Linked DNA regions of Homo sapiens: region 1 is linked to region 2. A link is a contact called in ENCODE POLR2A ChIA-PET data. All regions are on one chromosome and are shown on one strand. The core of a region is the stretch at or near the end of the contact, and the rest is flanking DNA. Distances in the headings are between cores, read along the strand shown. Region 1 overlaps ATP2A2 (ATPase sarcoplasmic/endoplasmic reticulum Ca2+ transporting 2). Region 2 overlaps ANKRD13A (ankyrin repeat domain 13A).

Region 1 (4,959 bases), core at 699-3,198, 290 kb after region 2:
GGAGTTGGCATACTATCTTTGTGGGTTGGTTGGTTGGTTCGTTTGTTTATAGACATGAGGTCTCACTGTGTCACTCAGGCTGGTCTTGAACTCCTGGCCTCAAGTGATCCTCCTGCCTTAGCCTGTAATCCCAGGTCTTTGGGAGGCGGAGGCGGGTGGATCACAAGATCAGGAGTTCAAGACCAGCCTGGCCAAGATGGTGAAACCCCCGTCTCTACTAAAAATACAAAAATTAGCCGGGTGCAGTGGCAGGCACCCGTAACCCGTAATCCCAGCTACTCGGTAGGCCGAGGCAGGAGAATTACTTGAACCCAGGGGGCAGAGGTTGCAGTGAGCCAAGATCGCGCCACTGCACTCCAGCCTGGGGGACAGAGCGAGACTCCATCTCAAAAAAAAAAAAAAAAAAAAAAAAAAACGCTGGGATTATAAGTGTGAGCTATAGCGTCCAGCTAATATTTTGGGTTTTGTGGGCCACAACAATCTCTGTACCAAAGTCTTTTGTAAAATATGAAAAGAGAATTGTTTAAAAAAAAAAAAAAAAAGGTGTTGGCTGGGTGCAGTGGCTTATCCCTGCAATCCTAGCATTTTGGGAGGCCATGGCAGGAGGATCACTTGAGCCCAGGAGTTTGAGACCAGCCTGGGCAACATATTGAGACCTTGTCTTTACAAAAAAAGTTTTAAAAACTTGCATAGTGAGGCTGGGAGCCATGGCTCATGCCAGCACTTTGGGAGGCTGAGACGAGGTTCACTTGAGCTCAGGAGTTTGAGACCAGCCTGGGCAACATGGAAAGACCCCGTCTCTAAAAAAATAAAAAATGAAAATTTGCTGGGCATGTTGACGTGCTCCTGTAGTCCCTGCTTCTCGGGAGGCTGAGGTGGGAGGATCAGTTGAGCCTGGGAGGTCAGGGCTGCAGTGAGCTCAGATCGTGCCAGTATGCTCCAGCCTGGGTGACAGAGTGAGACAGAGTAAAACTCTGTCTCCCAAAAAAAGTTCGGGGGGTGGGGAGCCTTAAGATTTTGCACACTGCTTAGATCAATGTTTCTCTAACTTCATGTGTGCAGGAATTACCTGGGGATGTTGTTAAAATGTATGTTTTGATTGGTTCAGTCTGAAATGGGGCCTGATTATTCTGCATTTCTAATAAGCTCCCAGGTCAATAATTTGAGTAGCAAGGCTCTAGAGCAGATCTTAATCATTTCTAGATCACAGTCCCTTTGAGAATTAATGAAATTTATGGACTTTCTTCCCCAAAAACATATATTGAAAATCTTGTGTGCAACTTCAGGAGGTTCATTTGTCCTCCTCCTCAGAAAGTCCACCTCAGGATTCTAGCTATTTAGTTTTGAAAACTGAAGTACAGGCCGGGCATGGTGGCTCATGCCTGTAATCCCAGCAATTTAGGAGGCCAAGGCAGGCGGATCATTTGAGCCCAGGAGTTCGAGACCAGCCTGGCCAACACTGTGAAATCCCATCTTCACTAAAAATACAAAAATTACCCGGGTGTGGTGGTGGATGCCTGTAATCCTAGCTACTTGGGTGGCTGAGGCACGAGAATCGCCTAAACCCAGGAGATGGAAGCTGCAATGAGCCTAGATTGCACAACTGCATTCCACCCTGAGGGACAGAGCGAGACTCTGTTGCAAAAAAAAAAAAAAAAGAAAACAAAACAAAAAAGAAAAATTGCTTTAGTTGTTCTGTAAATCCTGGAAGCTATACCTCTGTTTCCAAAGCCAAGGTATAAATTATTACTCTAGAAAACGGATAAGCAGAAGAGCAAAATAGTCTAAAACAAAAATCAGCATAGAGAGTTTTTGAGTTTGAGAGCCCCTGAGCACTGTCAGAATAGCTAAGACATTAAGAACTGTGAGAAATGAGAGTTCTCCTCAACCATCAGACCATGATAGGCCAGTTGATCTTGAAGCCTGACCTGATTTCATGGGGCTGGCATTTCCTTCCTGATTTCCTGTAATCACCTCCTCTCTACTCCCCATGATTCAGTGGTAGTCACAGTACCAGGAAGTGCCAACCTTTTCATTCTTGCTACTGAGATGAAGATTTTGGAAAAAGGAGAAGAAACCATGTGGTTTGGGAACCACCTTTCCTTTTTTTTTTTTTTTTTTTTTTGATACGGAGTCGCTCTGTCGCCCAGGCTGGAGTGCAGTGGAATGATCTCGGCTCACTGCAAGCTCCGCCTCCTGGGTTCACGCCATTCTCCTGCCTCAGCCTCCCCGTTAGCTGTGACTACAGGCACCCACCACAATGTCCGGCTAATTTTTTGTATATTTTAGTAGAGATGGGGTTTCACCATGTTAGCCAGGCTGGTCTCAAACTCCTGACCTCAAGTGCTTCATCTGCCTTGGCCTCCCAAAGTGCTGGGATTACAGGTGTGAGCCACCGCTGCTGGCCATGGGAACCACCTTTCCTAAGCATTAACACCAAACCACCTAGATGGGCAGATTTAACTGTGACCAACTTTTATATTAAAAGATAATGGAACTTTTTTTTTTTTTTTTTTTTTTGAGACAAAGTCTCGGCTCTGTCACCCAGGCTGGAGAGCAGTGGTGCAATCTTGGACCACTGGAACCTCTGCCTCCTGGGTTCAAGCGATTCTTCTGCCTCAGCTTTCCCATTAGCTGGAATTACAGGTGTGCACCACCCCACCTGGCTATTTTGTATTTTTTTTTTAGTAGAGACGGGGTTTCACCATGTTGGCCAGGCTGGTCTTGAACTCCTGACCTCAAGAGATCCACCCACCGTCAGCCTCCCAAAGTGTTGGGATTACAGGCATGAGCCACTGTGCCCGGCCGATAATGGAACTTTTGAAAACCAAGGGCTTGGTGGCCGGGTACACTGGCTCATGCCTGTAATCCCAGCACTTTGGAGGCCGAGGCGGGCAGATCACCTGAGGTCAGGAGTTCGAGACTAGCCTGACCAACATGGAGAAACGCTGTCTCTACTAAAAATTCAAAATTAGCTGGGCATGGTAGCGCTTGCCTGTAATCCCAACTACTTGGGAGGCTGAGGCAAGAGAATCACTTGAACCCAGGAGGCAGAGTTTGTGCTGAGCTGATATCGTGCCATTGCACTCCAGCCTGGGCAGCAAGAGTGAAACTCTGTCTCAAAAAAAGAAAAAAAAAAAAAAAGTAAAACAAAGGGCTTGGCATTATCAGTGCCAGAAAAATACAAGATTGAGAGAATGGGGAAACAGGAGGGACATAAACTTGGTGGGAGTATACATTTGTATGCAAAAGTAAAAGATAACAGACGAAGATGTTAACCCTGTAACACCGTAAAAGGAAATGTTAGAAATAACTAGATAGCCATAAAAATAGAGGATGATTCATTTAGTTCATGGTATGGTTGTGAAATACTGTGGCCTTGAACAAGTACCTTTTAGTGTCTCATTTTCCTCATCTATAAACAGGGAGGGAGTAAAGATAATAGATCCCTCCTTAGAGTTGTGAAGATTGAATTAGTAACCTGTGAAGCTGTTCCAGCAGTACCTGGTCTAGAAATAATAGTCTCAAAATTTCATTGCTTATTATTACTATACAGCCACTTTTTAAAATGAGACAGGTATGTATAAATATAAAAGGTCTAATATTGTTTTAGTGAATGTTGTACATAAAGAGATGTCCAGAAAATCCAGAAGATACACTTTTTTTTTTTTTTTTTGGAAATGGAGTCTCGCTCTGTCGCCCAGGCTGGAGTGCAGTGGCATGATCTCAGCTCACTGCAAGCTCCGCCTCCTGGGTTCATGCCATTCTCCTGCCTCAGCCTCCCAAGTAGCTGGGACCACAGGCACCCGCCACCATGCCCGGCTAATTTTTTGTATTTTTAGTAGAGACGGGGTTTCACCATGTTAGCCAGGATGATCTCGTTCTCCTGACCTTGTGATCCGCCTGCCTCAGCCTTCCAGAGTGCTGGGATTACAGGCGTGAGCCATCGCGCCCGGCAATATACTGTTAACTGTATATATATCTGTTGAAAGAGGGGAAGAAGAATGGTGTTTGACCTTTTAAACGTGCATTTTTCTTTTGTGATAAAAATCTCTGTTGGTAGGTAGGCTGGAGTACTCTAACATTGCTTAGTGCATGGTTGCCTTTGCAACATCTAATGAATTGGTTACCTTTCTACCCCCATAACTCTAGTAACTGGAAACTTGCTTAATGATCAGTGTCATTTTTTTAGTCAGTTCATTATAAAATATTCCTTATGAGCTAAAATATATTTTGTCTGTTGTGTATGTTAGCTTTTTTAATTTGGAGCCACATAGAAATCTGATTTATCACCAGTTTAGATCTGAAGGGGAGCTTATGAAACCTTATTTTAGGGGATGAGAAGACTAAAACTCAGAGTTTGTAACTTATCCAGGAGCATGTGGCAGTTTGTGGCAGTACTAGGACTGTCAAATGTTAGCAGTATAGCGTATCCTAAAATTTTTATTTTTGGCCGGGTGCGGTGGCTCACGCCTGTAATCCCAGCACTTTGGGAGGCCTAGGTGGGTGGATCACTTGAGGTTGGGAGTTCGAGACCAGCCTGGCCAACGTGGTGAAACCCCATCTCTACTAAAAATACAAAACTTAGCCGGCCGCATCGGCACACGCCTGTAGTCCCAGGTATTTGGGAGGGAGGCAGGAGAATTGCTTGAACCCAGGAGGCGGGGGTTGCAGTGAGCTGAGATCACGCCACTGTGCTCCAGCCTGGGTGACAGAGCAAACAAACAAAATTAGCTTGGTGTGGTGGTGGGCACCTGTAATCCCAGCTACTCGGGAGGCTGAGGCAGGAAAATCGCCTGAACCTGGGAGGTGGAGGTTACAGTGAGCCGAGATCATGCCACTGCACTCCAGCCTGGGCAACAAAGCTAGTCTCCATCTCAAAAAGTAAAATAAAATAAAATGTTTATTTCCAAGTTAGTCTTAGCATTTGTTTCAAACGCTTTACCATCTTGGTAGTTC
Region 2 (5,339 bases), core at 469-2,968:
ATTCCTCTGTTTCCATCCACGGGTTGTGCTGTCCTAATTGTAGACAACTAGTAGGAAAATGGGAGCTCTGATCCCTCCTGTTCTGATGGGCTAAAATAGACACATAAACTCATTATACCATCTGGACTAATTTCATTGACCAAATCCCATTAGAAGAAAAGCAAACTATTTGGAAACAAAATGCTAATAACCGCATATGTTCTTTGTAACGTGGCTAACCTGCTGCTGTTCCCTGAGCTTCCTGCATGACATCCCAACCACTCAGTGGTCAGAGCAGAAGTCAGGCTGTTGCCGTAGCCAGGGCCAAGAGGAGCTGGGATGTGATGTCCTAGACAAAGGGTAGGGCTGGTCAGGGATCCCCTGTGAGAGGGAGCGTTTCCCAGGGCAAGCTGCTTTGAAAAAGAATCAGAGCCTCCTGGCTGCTTTTGGTTCCTAAATACATTTTTTTTCAGGAGTATGTTGAGTTGAATAACTGAGATTTTGGGCATATTACCAATGCTGCATCTGCCACTGGAATGCTGGGCTACTTTAAAAGGAGTTCCACAGAGATGGAATTAACAGCTGGGCTAAAAAAATCTGTTTTTCACATCCTTTGCCCTGCTGCACCAAACCTGCCCAAACATGTGACTCAGCTATTTTGCAGACCTAATGGCATCTCCAAGCAGCTCACCACAGTGATGAGTTCCTGGCCCACCTGCTCTTTTGTAAGGAGCAGGATGGTCTGTGCCTCATTGTTCTAAGAATTCCTCGAGTGAGATGTGGCTACTTGTGGAGATCCCACCATTGACATGCATGTCCCCAGTTAAGATGACCCAGATAAATGCTCTGACCTGGTTACCACCTTGTGGCAAGCCCTTGGATGCTGGTCATCTTCAGTCACTTCTTTGGGACTGCTGTCCAATAAATGTCACCACCTTTGTCCTCAATGCTGGCAGTTTTGTAAAGAAGCCAAGATTGGAGGCTTTCTATGCCTGGGGTGAGGCAAATTGATTAATAACTGTGGGAGGAGGGTGGAGGGTGCATAAGCCATCTGTCATTGCTAACCGCCTCCTGTGGACAATAGGACCATGATTTCCAAGTGTCCTTCACTAACTTAAGCTGGGGGGGAAAAAAACTATAAAGGCTACAGATATAAATCTGAATGGCATATTGTACATGTAGAAATTTGTGGTGTTCACTTTTTATCAGAACTAAATCCGGATTCTGGGGCTGGAGGACAGATAAAGCAGAAGTTGTTAATGGTTACGAAGCAAAGGTAAAAGGAAACTCTTAAAATAAGATTTAATATAGCTATTTAGCTTCTATGCAAATGAGGAATCTGTTCCCATTTTTTTCATGCATCTGTGCCATGGAGATGCTCTGGGGAATGAGAACTGTCTAATGTGTCTCTCACTTGGATGTTTGATTTTGTCTTATTTGACTTTCAGAAAATGGGATAGCATGCCCTGAGGAGGTCTGTAGCTATGCTAAAGAGAAACAATATGGTAGAGAAATGAGTACAGGTACCAGTTGTTCTGGTAGGAATGACAAGCTAGTCATTCCCTTAATTATTTAAAAAAAAAAAAGGAAGAGGAAGGATTAGACTTCACATGTGTTCAAATGTTGTGTAGTAGCTTTTGAGTCTCTTTTTTGTTAAATCAGCTTAATTGTAATCAGCAGGCGCACAGCCCATTTGCATGACATCAGTGCATTTAAAACATAGTTGTAATAGTGGAGACGATTGTTGATCCAGTCATCTGGCATTTTGTCAGCTGGAAAGCTGTTTCCTGGCCTTTCAGTCCCTCAGTACAACAGGGATTGATGGCTTTTGGTGTTGGAGCCCAGTGCTGCAGGGTCCTCTGGTGGCCTCTGAGTGAGCAAAGAAAGGCTTACGTCATGCTCAGCAAGATACATTTAGAAGCACTTGTCATAGTGCTGAGTGTGTTTTCTGCAGCTTTGAATGTTGGGGCTCCTCACGTGGCATATAGAGAGAATTCTTTGTTAACTGTTATGTTTGATTTTCTAGACCACCATATTCCCCAGTTATCCTTGATAACAGAGCATTTGCTCTGGCAGTTACAATAATTTTTGTCAGTGCACAGAATGCCTTTTAAATAGTGACTTGCTGGTTTTCTCTACAGCTCATAAGTCTATAGAGAACCTTGTGTTCATACCTTTCTCTTCTGCCCAGCAGATGGCTGTCTGAGTCATACTAGTATTACAAGACTACCAGCGGAGGCTGGGTGCAGTGGCTCACGCCTGTAATCCCAGCACTTTGGGAGGCCCAAGTAGGCAGATCACTTGAGGCCAGGATTTTGAGACCAGCCTGGCCAACATGGTGAAACCCCGTCTCTACTAAAAATACGAAAATTAACCAGTCATAGTAGCACATGCCTGTAATCCCAGCTACTCTGGAGGCTGAGGCACGAGAATCGCTTGAACCCAGGAGGCGGAGGCTGCAGTGAGCAGAGATCACGCCACTGCACTCCAGCCTGGGCAACAGAGGGAGACTCTGTCTCAAAAAAAAAAAAAAAAAAAATTACCAACAGAAGTACAGGATCCTGGTTTGGGTACCTTAGTTTAATAGAAACCCAGGTGGAAACCTAGATTGCAGGGCATTTGTTTGAGACTATTTAGCCACAGCAGGGCAAGCAGGAAGATGCAGCCTGTCACTGCTAACTCCTTAGTATTAAAACTGTCAAACATGGGAGGTAACTGCTGATGCATTTTTCAGTTGATAGTTTATATACTTTCTCTGAAGGATCCTAATGATAGTTAACCATTTCTCATTTTTATTTTGCTGGATTGTTTTCTGTTTTTTGCTTCAGCATTCTTGCTTTTGCTGTGCTTACTTTTGGAGTTTTGATTCCCTGTGTCACTGTTTTCTTTCGCATACACCTCTCAGGTTTACACAGTAAACAATGTGAATGTGATCACCAAAATACGCACAGAACATCTGACCGAGGAGGAAAAAAAGAGATATAAAGGTAATCACCACCACCCTCCCACCTCCTGTTTTGTTGTTATTTTTTAAGCCTAGAGGGAACTCTTTGTTGGCTCTGTTAAGTTTAGGGTTAATGTGATTGGGTTGTGTTAAGCCTAACCCTAACTTCTTCTCTCTCTCTCTCTTTTTTTTTTTTTTTGAGGCAAAGTCTCGCCCTGTCACCCAGGCTGGAGTGCAGTGGCACGACCTTGGCTCACTGCAACCTCTGCCTCCTGGGTTCAAGTGATTCTCCTGCCTCAGCCTCCTGAGTAGCTGGGATTACAAGCACCCACCACCACGCCCGGCTAATTTTTTGTATTTTCAGTAGAGACGGGGTTTCACCATGTTGGCCAGGCTGGTCTCGAACTCCTGACATCAGGTGATCCTCACCCACCTCGGCCTCCGAAAGTGCTGAGATTACAGGCGTGAGCCACCGTGCCTGGCCCCTAACTTCTTTTTTATAAAAATTTCTGGCCAGGCACGGTGGCTCATGCTTGTAATCCCAACACTTTGGGAGGCCAATGTGGGCGAGTCACCTGAGGTCGGGAATTCAAGACCAGCCTGACCAACATGGAGAAACCCCATCTGTGCTAAAAAAAAATACAAAATTAGCTGGGTGTGGTGGCCCATGGCTGTAATCCCAGCTACTCAGGAGGCTGAGGCAGGAGAATCACTTGAACCTGGCAGGCGGAGGTTTTGGTGAGCTGAGATCGTGCCATTGCACTCCAGCCTGGACAACAAGAGTGAAACTCCATCTCAAAAAAAAAAAAAAAATTTCCTGGCTGAGCACGGTGGCTCACACCTGTAATCCCAACACTTTGGGAGGCCAAGGTGGGCAGATCACTTGAGGCCAGGAGTTTGAGACCAGCCTGGCCAATATGGTGAAACCCTATCTTTACTAAAAATACAAAAATTAACCAGGCGTGGTGGCGCACTCCTGTAGTCTCAGCTACTGGGGAGGCTGAGGCAGGAGAATCGCTTGAACCCCAGAGGTGGAGGTTGCTGTGAGCCAAGATTGTCCCACTGCACTCCAGCCTGGGTGACAGAGCTAGACTCTGTCTCAAAAAAAAGAAAAAGGAAAGAAAATTTCCTTAGTCTGACTCATTCTTGGAGGTGTTTCCCCATAGTTGGCCTCAGCTGTAATTAAAGCTATTCGTGAGGGCTTGTTTATGTGTTATCAAGAACAATTGTTGAATTCAGCCAAAAAAGGAGATAAGGACATTTGAGAATATTTATCATTGGAATGAGTGATTTAGTCCAAACTATTGTGATGAAAGATTTAGACAGAACTTGGGGTCCAAGCAAAAACATTGCATGTGGTTGCCACATCCCAGCCCCATCCCAGCCCCACCAGTTCTATGGCCTTGTGAAATTACTTCTGCTCTGTGCCTTAGTTCCTCAGCAGTGAAATGCAGGTGATACCCAACCTTCCTTAGAGTTATTGAGAGGATTAGATGAGTTACGACGTGGAAGCCTTTAGAATGGCGCCTGCAGTATGTGGTAAGCATGCAGTAATTGTTCACCAGCACCACCACCACCATTGCCATTACTCCACTTTGACAGATGAGGGAACTGAGGCCCAGAACACATGGGTAGCGAGTGGCCAAGGTGGGGTTGGAATCCAGGTCTGGCTCACTCCAAAATCCAGACTCTTCCCATTATTCTGCTTTAATTCTTACAACTGTTTATCTAGTTTAGAGATCCTCATGAAAAGCACCCTATAAAGGATAAATTAGTTTATGGTTATTGTGAATGATTTGATCAGCCAGTCTGTAATTGCATTTCCTAATGAGGTAGCTTGGACCAGAAACTTTAATGAAGATCTTTTTTTTATAGCCACAAGTGAGATATAATATTAGACTTTAAACTCCCTACCCCTCTGTAGCAGACAGGAACCCGCTGGAATCTTTGCTGGGAACTGTGGAACACCAATTTGGTGCACAAGGGGTAAGTTGAAGCAATGAGCTTTCATTGCAGTTAGATGAAAGGAAACAACTTGTCTGTGTCTGGGATGGCATTTACTGGATCCTGAACAGCCCACTCTATGTAAAGGCCAAAGATACCCCCAAGCTGGAATTTGAGATACTCTTTTGGAAGAGAATTAGATGAGTGACTCTTTGAAAATAAATAAGGATTTTAGAGGAGGGGTAGTGATTATAGAAATCAGGTGCTTTCCCTCTTATCCATTATAAACGAGGGGCCTCTTTATAGAAATGGAACTTAAAAAGGATTCAGGACTTTATATTGCAACAGAGCACCTTAACAAATATTTTCTTACTTGATGCTCACAGTAACTATATGAACTTGGTACAGTGGATGTCCCTGCGGGTCAGAAAAATGAAATTACCTTTCCACTATCAAAGCTAGACAGGGAAAC

Evidence for each region. ChIA-PET counts read pairs that join two places held with the same protein, here RNA polymerase II (POLR2A).
Region 1: POLR2A ChIA-PET joins it to region 2 with 10 read pairs in AG04449. The contact joins two enhancer-like sites. POLR2A ChIA-PET finds 5 or more read pairs at or near these places in 2 of 52 experiments (AG04449 and GM12878).

What each region holds. Positions count from the first base shown.
Region 1 is chr12:110,311,208-110,316,166 of GRCh38, forward strand. The region is part of intron 5 of ATP2A2 (ATPase sarcoplasmic/endoplasmic reticulum Ca2+ transporting 2); the gene reads left to right. Among named protein-coding and RNA genes, the nearest start is that of ATP2A2, 32 kb to the left of the region's middle. RefSeq lists an enhancer at 3,426-3,505. Within about 2 kb of position 1,949, at least 14 of the 41 ENCODE cell types and tissues checked have a DNase peak (open chromatin) inside an H3K27ac peak, as active enhancers do.
Region 2 is chr12:110,022,858-110,028,196 of GRCh38, forward strand. It overlaps ANKRD13A (ankyrin repeat domain 13A), which reads left to right. Exons shown (of 15, transcript NM_033121.2): 7 at 1,189-1,255; 8 at 2,885-2,966; 9 at 4,848-4,909. Among named protein-coding and RNA genes, the nearest start is that of C12orf76, 23 kb to the right of the region's middle. RefSeq lists enhancers at 1-414, 2,077-2,146, 5,157-5,339. Within about 2 kb of position 1,719, at least 13 of the 41 ENCODE cell types and tissues checked have a DNase peak (open chromatin) inside an H3K27ac peak, as active enhancers do.